Linked DNA regions of Homo sapiens: regions 1 and 3 are each linked to region 2. A link is a contact called in ENCODE Hi-C or POLR2A ChIA-PET data. All regions are on one chromosome and are shown on one strand. Each heading gives the region's core, a stretch centred on a gene start or an enhancer-like site at or near the end of the contact. The rest is flanking DNA. Distances are from core to core; before and after follow the strand shown.

Evidence for each region. Hi-C counts contacts between places; a loop is a spot of excess contacts on that map. ChIA-PET counts read pairs that join two places held with the same protein, here RNA polymerase II (POLR2A). Pooled maps may share reads with other maps.
Region 1: a loop to region 2 is called in a map of B cell, with 4 times the contacts of the local background. The contact joins the promoter of CIMIP6 here to the promoter of SPTBN1-AS1 in region 2. A Hi-C loop is called at or near these places in 2 of 168 maps with a recorded cell type or tissue (B cell and chondrocyte) and 9 of 50 pooled maps. POLR2A ChIA-PET finds 5 or more read pairs at or near these places in 1 of 52 experiments (AG04450).
Region 3: POLR2A ChIA-PET joins it to region 2 with 10 read pairs in WTC11. The contact joins the enhancer-like site here to the promoter of SPTBN1-AS1 in region 2. A Hi-C loop is called at or near these places in 1 of 168 maps with a recorded cell type or tissue (naive thymus-derived CD4-positive, alpha-beta T cell) and 8 of 50 pooled maps. POLR2A ChIA-PET finds 5 or more read pairs at or near these places in 5 of 52 experiments (AG04450, CD4-positive, alpha-beta T cell, GM12878 and 2 more).

The regions. Positions count from the first base shown.
Region 1 is chr2:54,329,630-54,332,329 of GRCh38, reverse strand. CIMIP6 (ciliary microtubule inner protein 6) reads right to left here and starts at 1,446. Exons shown (of 5, transcript NM_001100396.2): 1 at 1,329-1,446. The coding sequence starts at 1,354.
Region 2 is chr2:54,557,258-54,559,957 of GRCh38, reverse strand. It overlaps SPTBN1-AS1 (SPTBN1 antisense RNA 1), which reads left to right and starts at 1,253. Exons shown (of 4, transcript NR_185881.1): 1 at 1,253-2,290. All of the region lies in intron 2 of SPTBN1 (spectrin beta, non-erythrocytic 1), which reads right to left. RefSeq lists a silencer at 1,716-1,855.
Region 3 is chr2:54,708,099-54,710,798 of GRCh38, reverse strand. No RefSeq gene overlaps it. Among named protein-coding and RNA genes, the nearest start is that of EML6, 14 kb to the left of the region's middle. Within about 2 kb of position 1,403, at least 11 of the 41 ENCODE cell types and tissues checked have a DNase peak (open chromatin) inside an H3K27ac peak, as active enhancers do.

The DNA.
Region 1 (2,700 bases), core at 197-2,696, 230 kb after region 2:
AAAGTAAATTATATAGTCTGTTAAGTGCTAAGGACAATAATAAAATAGAGAATGGGAAAAGGGAGTGTATGTATGTAGGAGGTAGGTTTGCATTTTCAGGTAGGGTGGAGGCTGCATTGTGAAGGTGGCAAATGAAAAAAGAGGGGAAGAGAGAGCTAAGTGCATATTTGTGGGAAAAGCATTCTAGCAGAGTGAACTGTAACTGCCAAAGCTTCCCAGCAGAAGTGTAACCATCCTTAGCGCACTGCTTCTAAAAGTATGGGCACTGGAGTAGCAGCATTGGCATCAATTGTGACCTTGTTAGAAATACAAATTTATGGGGCCCATTTCCTTTATGTACCTAGTTTTTTGTTTACTTGTTTTTAGAAAGCACTGCAAACTCAGAATCTCTGGGGCTGGTTCCCAGGAACGTGTTTTAACCAGCTGTTTCGCTGATTCTTATGCACGTTCAAGTGTGAGAACCATTGTTCCAGGGACAAAAATACAGGCTTTGGAAGAGGGTATCCCTGGCTCCACATCATTCCTAACTAGCTGTATGTACTACCTTGATTAATAGTCTCAATTTAAGGTACATCAGAATCACCTGGATGCCTTGGTTGAAGCCAGATTATTGAGCCCCAGCCATAGAGTTTCTGATTCTGTGTGTCTCGGGGGTGGGAAGTCCCCAAAATTTGCATTCCTAACAACCAGGTGCTGCTGATGCTGGTCTTTATCACTGCAGATGATAGCAGAAAGGCCTGTTTGCTGTAGCAGAGTCCTGTCAGAGGGAGGCAAGAAACGGTAAGGGGCGTGTTGTGTAGACTCCATAGGCCATTGGAGGTGCCTTGGCTTTTACTCTACGATGTCGGATGGAGAACGGCGATCTAACCTGGGCTGTAAACGGATAGCTCTGACTGCTGTGTCGAGGAGGCTGCAGAGGGGTAAGGGAAAAGCAAAGCCACCAACTGGAGGGCTGTTGCAGCATCCCGGCAAGAGAAGCTGGTACTTGGGACTGGGTGGGCACAGTACTGAAAGTGATGAGCAGTGGTAGATTCTGGATAATTTTAAAGGTAAAGACTACAGAATCTGCTAATAATTGTGAGAAGGAGTGGATGACTTCAAGAATTTTAGATCCGGTAATGCAAGTCAAGTCCCTGACACACAGTATGTGCTCAGTAAACGGTGCGTTTTAAAAATTATTGTTGTAAGCGCTCAGCCAACTGGAAATTAGAGAAGCAAGGGGGCTGTCTGAGCTTGGCCTGGACTGTCCATGCTGGATCCCGGCCTCCCCCTGAAGGAGGAAAATAGTTTTTGGAAAGGGAAATAAGACACCAAACCCCAGCACTTACTGATGCTTATCTTCCTTTTCCTCCATGGGCCTCTACGGCACCAGGCAGCGAGGAGCCTCCTGGGAAGAACAGGGACGCAGCCCTGCCAGGAAAAGGGTGCGCAAAGCGCGGCGACTGTGACTCGCGCGTTGCTAAGCGACGGGCGCTAGTCCTCGGAAAGGGGCGTGGGGGGAAACTCCTGGAGTGCGCAGGCGCAGTTAAGCCGGGTTGGTGCTGGACTGTTGCTCACTGTGCGCGACTGCGCGGCGAGGAGGGCGGGGGTGCCTGGCCGCGTCTCTAGGCGTGTGGGCTCGACGCCCTGCGTTTGAACTTGCCCTTCCCATTGTAGGGCCAGGAGGGGTGTTTATCAGGACTGATTTGGTCCTTGAGGATAGGGGAAGGGCTGTTTCCGGAGCTGCGGGGCAGCGCTGCTGCCGTCTCCGCCGTGCCCGCCCTCCGGAGCCCGGCAGGTCGTCGTCAAAGCGCTGCCACGGGTCGCCCAAGCTGGCTGCAAAAGTGCGGGCCGGCGGGAAGGATACTTGTTTTCCCTTGTATTGTTAACAATACTGTGCGAGTCGTGATTGGTTGCTCCTGAGCTGCCTAGCCTTTACTCCAGAAAGCTTGGTTGTCACTGTTTTCCACCATTTCTGACAAAACCTTCCCCGGCTGGGCTGCCAGGATTAAAATAGAGCAAGGGAACACTCATCTCCTGCAAATGAGGCTCCCTGCTGTGTGTCATCTGTTGCAGCCTGAGCGGGGTTCAGAATAGGGTAGCTTAGGCAGCGGGTTGGGGCTTGTATGTGTAGCACTTACCCAAAAAGAGCAAGCTCCTGGGAAAAGCCGTTGCTGACTTGCATCCACCTTCTGGCCCTGGAATTTCTTACTTCATTTCACCATTGCCTCCCAATTTCCACTACCAGAGCCAAAAGTCTTTGGCATCTGTCATAGTAACTCACGCATTTCCCTGGATAACGGAAAAAGAAAAGTCCAGAGTTGAATTCTGCCTTATATCAGGCTATGCATACGTATATGTTTGGAATCCAGAGTCAGTGTTCGTGTGTGTGTTTACATTCACCTTGGAGAGTGATGGGAGAGCAGAGGTTGGTCCTAGGACTCATTTTATGTATGTGACCTGAAATCCTATCAGGAAGAAGAATATATGTGTAGATTTGACACCTAGTGACCTAAATACCTGAGTGTGGACTTCGTTGTTAAAGACTGGAGTGTGTGTGAATGTGTCATTGTGTGTGTGTGTGTTTGGTGAGTAAGGAGTGGATGAGTAAATAAATATGGGGCAAGTGGGTTGAAAACCAGAAAGCAGGGGGAACTAATAGCAATTGAGCTTCCACTAGGGGACCAGGCATTTGTTAGGCATTGTATTAAACACCACCTG
Region 2 (2,700 bases), core at 4-2,503:
CAACTATTTCACAAGACAAATAAACCAATGAATGAAAGACATCCTCCCCCCTCTTCCCAATGAAAAACATTCTAGGGCTGAGCGGCTTCCTTCCTTCCTCCTCCTCACAGGAACCACATTTGCAGCACTGAGGAGGTTAAAATAAGAAACACACAGTCCTCGAATACTACTTTTTTACAGTGCTAGAGCCATTCCCAGCCTACTACTGACTCCAGGGGCTTCCAAACGGAAGGAGTTCTGTTTTCAGTTAGGAACCTTTTTTCATGTATAAGCTCTGAGACACTGCTGGCCAGGGCCTGCTGGCTGGGCAGGGACAGCTGAGGGGTGCAGGGGCCGCAGGGAAAACAGCACACTGGTGCACACACAGGCTTCTGCTCTCCCTAAAAATATGTTCAGTAAAATATTGGACTCATTCAATTGTCTGAGCCTTAAAAAGACTCCAAGAAACCTGTAATTGATCCAACTAATCCAACCCATAGGGTTGAAATGACAATAACCGGCTTTCATTAGAAATTATATAGCCCACTAAATAGATGGGAAGGCTCTTCCCAACACATCAGAAAAATTAAAATTAAGCTTCTGAATAAAAAACTGTAATTTACCAAAGGCTTAGGAACAAAAAGACCCCTCCCTCCTCCCCTTTGCTATTGTTCTACAGGACTGGGTCTGAGCACGGCACTTTACACCTTTAAAGCTTCCCAGAGGTAAGAGGCTGGGGGCTGGGAGCCAGAGGCGACCCGGAATCAAATACCTGCATACTAATAAGTCTATGAGCACTGATCTACTAGGAGGTAAAGTTAGCTAAAAGTAAAGAAAATGTGTGTGCAGCAGTTATCTGACAACCTAGAAAGCCAAAAAGGTGCTGGAGAGACAGGGACTCCAAATGGTAGCTCTTCTGGAGTGGAGTATGAGCAACTGCCTTCCCTAAGTCGTGAATGGGGTGCCCGCAGCCAACCACAGGGTCTGGGGCCGAGCTGTGAAGCCGCCCGTCTTCATTAGGGTCACAAATAAAGCCTCCAAGAACCCCCGTTGGCACCCAGGACAGGCCCGGCCTTTGGGAGGGGGCTTACCTTGCAGCTGCTTGAATCTGCCTTCCAGCTGGTTGTAGTTGTAAGGCACCTGCCCCGTGTACGCCGGCGACAGCGGCCCGGAGATACTAGACGTCCTCTGCAATTCCATTATGCCCGGCGTAACGCCCCGGAGGACTGCGCCCTGGAAATCTCGCTCCAGCCCCCTCCCACTCCCATCCAACACGCAGCAGCCTCCGCAGCGCTCGGCTCCTTAGGCGAGCCCCATTCCGGTCTGCAAGTCCAGCAGGGTGATCTGATGGGAAGTTGGCTGCAAGAGAGTCCACCTTAGCTCCGCGAGGAGTTACCACACAGGCATCTAATTTCTTGCTTTCCCTTCTTCCGTGGCCCTTGCCTGGAAGCTCGAAATAAATTACTGAGGAGGAGGGAGAAGCAGAGAGGAGGCGCAGGTTCTACTTCAGAACTTTTAAATATGGCCAATCCTAAGCATGCCACGGTTGCCGAGCCCGGGAGCTCGCGGGCGCAGCGCGCACACCTCCTCCCAGCTGCCCGCGGCGGCCGCCGGTTTGTAATTTTATCAGGAGCCACTCGCCGTGTGCTGGGCGGTGATGTCACCTGATTAGCATAACAGCATTGTATTAGAAATGCAGGCTATACCACGAGGAGGGGCGCGGGGGAGCCTAGCCGGCCCGCGACCCCCTACCGGTCCCGCACGGTCCGCGGTCGCCCCAGCCGCCCGGCAGCCGCCGACCCCCGGCCGGGCCCTGGACTCGCCGCGGTAGTGCCTTCCCAAACAGAGCTGCTGGAATTACAATCTTTTGTTGAGCCTCATGTAACGGAAAAGTCTCCGATTACTATCACTTGAAAAGGCTAGCGCGCCCACGGGACGGCCTGGAGAGTGAAGAGCCCCAAGGGTCCCGGGCCCGCGCGGCTCATTCACTCTCTAGCGTCTGCTGAGGTAACGCGGCCCGCACCTGGGCGCGCGCGACTGCCCCAGTGCGCTGGCGCCAACCACGCGGCGGCGGCCCGGCGAGCCACCGGGAAGAAGTCAGACAAAGTCACTCTCAGGGCGCTGTGCAGCGCCACAGCCAGGGGAGGTGTAAGTTCGGGCTCAGTGAAGAATCTCGGCTGACTTACGCTGCCATCAGGGGATATGAAGGCGGTGGTTTCCTGGAATAACACGGGCCTATGATAGGAATTCGACGCAAGGAAGATTTATGGGAGCACCGATTTGCAAGGCATTGTGGGAAAAAGGTACACAGGTAAACACCGCCGAGATCCCTGACCTGGAGTTGTTTATGATCCGGAGGGGAGATGAGGGAACCGAAACTACCCTCAAATTCCTACTCTGATTTGTAAAACAAGGCCTCTAAACTTGTGGTTCTCCAAAATTTTAAATCTCTCCTTCCCAGCTTCTTCTCCCACCAATCTCAACCAAAAATGAAATCTTCCACATAGAAAAGAGAATGATCAAAATGTATTCTTGGGAAATTGACTCTAGATCTCCCCCCTCTCTCTCCACCCTCCTGTCCCCCCTTTTTCCTCACTACCTAAACAGGCAGACAACAAATTACACTTTTGGCATTTCCAGTTTGGAGCCCTACAGCAATACTCACTGAAGAAGGTAATTTCATTCCTCAGGGATCCCAATATGTAGTAAAGACGTGGTCCC
Region 3 (2,700 bases), core at 154-2,653, 150 kb before region 2:
AGTCAGACATCTCCATTCAAGTCCAATTCTACCATCTGGATATGTGACCCTGGGCAAGTTATTTATCTCTTAACATCTCAGTTTACTTATCTTTAAAATAGGCATGGATAATAAAACACATTTCATAAATATGTTGTGAGAATTCGATGAACTGGAGAATGTATGTAAAGTGATTATAATACATACCACATAGCGTTATGGGATCCTTGGAGTGTCACTTGGCCATCCAGAAACCTCTGTGGCCAGTGGTACCTTTGCTGGGTTTTGCTCTGGCCCTCTGGGCTCATTCCGCCCACTCTGCCTGGAAGGTTACCCTTGGCTCGCACTACTGGCCTGGATCCCACACCTGCCAAGGGCAAGTCAGGCGTGGAGCAGCAAGAGGTGTGGGCGAGCTTGGGGTCCGGCCACTGTGCGCAGCCAGGCACTCCAGCTGCAGCAGGGTGGGCAGCTCCAGGTGCTGGCTCCAGAGCTGGCTCCCCGCAAGGCTGCTGCTAGACCAGGCGTACCATAAGCAACTTCCACAGCTGACATCAGGGAACATGGTGATACCCAGAAGCTTGGAGACGCCAGAAACTGCAGAGCCCTAAAGAGGGTGTCACAGACCTGGCTCGGGGAGCTCCTAGGTCTGGGATCCCTGACGGGCTGCAGCTCTTCTTTTCTTCTCTCTTCTCTCCTTCTTGTTGCCCGCAACGTGGCAAGCAAAAGGCGTGTTTCAGCCCTGTTTGTGTTACAGCTCTTTTAGCCCCACCATTTGACGGGTCCCGATTTCTTGTCCTGGGTGTCCAGGAAGAATGAGGTACACGGACAAGTGGAGGATGAACAAGACAAAGAGGAGCTTTACTGAACAACAGAACAGCTCAGAGGAGACCCGCAGTAGGTAGCTCCTCTAGGTAGCCAGGGTTTTCCCAATGAGTGTTCAGCTCTCAGCAGAGAAGGGTAGGTCTTCTCTTTAGGTAGGTCGTCCCATCGTCTCTTCAGGTCTGGCTGAGTCCGTGGCTTTTTATGGGCCTCAGAGGGGAGGAAGTGTGTGCCAGTCAGTCCATTAGCAGCCATGGACGGCCCGAAAAAAGCACCACAAGTTCCCACTCTGATCACGGGACCAGCAGCCCGGCCGCCAGACTTCAGACCTTCCCCGGATGGAAGGTGGGGCTTCACCAGGGACCTGCCTGTTTCCCAGGAGCCTGTCTGATCCTGCCGCCTTTATGGTGCCCAGGCGGTTCCGGCCCAGGGGCACCAGCAGGCCAGTGCAAAGCTGCCCTCAGCCCCTGCCGCGGCCTCCCTCACGGGCTTATCGGTGCCCAAAGCCCAGAGGAGGCTGAGGCGGCAGGGGACTGGTGTGTCAGCGCTGCCCTGAGTGTGCGCACACCCAGCTGGGCTGCAACAGCACCTGGGCTTGGCCCCAACCTTGCTCCGAGATCAGAGTGAGCAGCAGGAGCTGGGAGAAGCCAGGCAGCAGGAGCAGACACCTCCAAGGCTGCGGGGGTAAAGGGGGGCCTTCCTGGCCCCCAAGAGTGCGGAGATGCCTGGATCCGCAGCCGCGGCTAGGCGGCTGTAGCTGCACCTGGGAGGGCAGGGCTCCTGCCTGCTCCCGGCCCCCAAGAGCACAGGGAGGCCTGGGTCCACAGCCACGACTTGGGCGGCTACAGCTGTCCCTGGGAAGGCGGGGCTCCTGCCGACTCCATGGAACACAGCATTGCCACGGGCCCAGCTCCTCCTCCAGGCTCCTCTCTGCCTGTCCCTCCATGCCCCACCGTACTGCTCCCCTGCCAGTGGGTGAATCGGCCTGGCCCCACCATGGGGGCTCCCAGGACGGCAGGCTCCGAGGGGTCTCCCAGGGGTGGGCTCCAGGGTCTGCTAGCCTCCTCTCCGCATTTTGCCTGCAGCAGCGGTAGGCAAGGTGCAGGCGGCGCAGCAGCCCCTGCAAACTCTGCACAAACAAACCCGACGCTCTCAGGCGGCCCCATGAGTCCTGGTTGTGCCTTCAGCTGGGGGCTCGGGGGCTGCCAAGACGTGGCGGGAGCAAGGTTGAGGCCCCAGTGGAGGTCCCAAACCTGGGAGTGGGTCCTGCCCCGCTGTGTGAAGGTGAGGGTGGTGCAGTTGGCTGCCTCAGGAACGCGGGGCACAGGGGACGTGGGGCACACCCACCACCGCCACTGCTGCTCCTGCAGCGGCTCCTGCCACCACCGCCTGCGCCTCCCCACTGCAGCCAGCGTGGTGGCAGCGGCTGCTCCGGAAGGCCCACCACTGTCATCAATAGCACTCCAAATATTTATTATTAATTATAGTTGCACAACATCAATATTTAAAATATCCTCTCAAAGAAGACTCCCAAAAAATGTAAAAGGAGGATTTAATTATGCATGAGTCTGTGTGATTGCCTGAGTTACTGTTACTGTGTTTTTAGTTTGCCTGGCCATGAAAGTTTTCTGATAAAATTCTAGAATGTATTAGAACTAATTCTGCATTAAACTAAGATTTCTTCACAACCTTAAAAGCATCAACATTGTTTAAATGCAAAGACTTTAATGAGCTAAATAATATGTTACAAGTTCATTAAATTGCTACCATTATGCAGCATAGATGAATAAATTTCCAAAATTGCACGCAGAAGGGACAGTATTATGTCATCAATGAATGGTAATATAAAGGCCTCAATATCACATAGTTGGGTTCTAGAGTGAGGAAAACTAGAGAAACGAT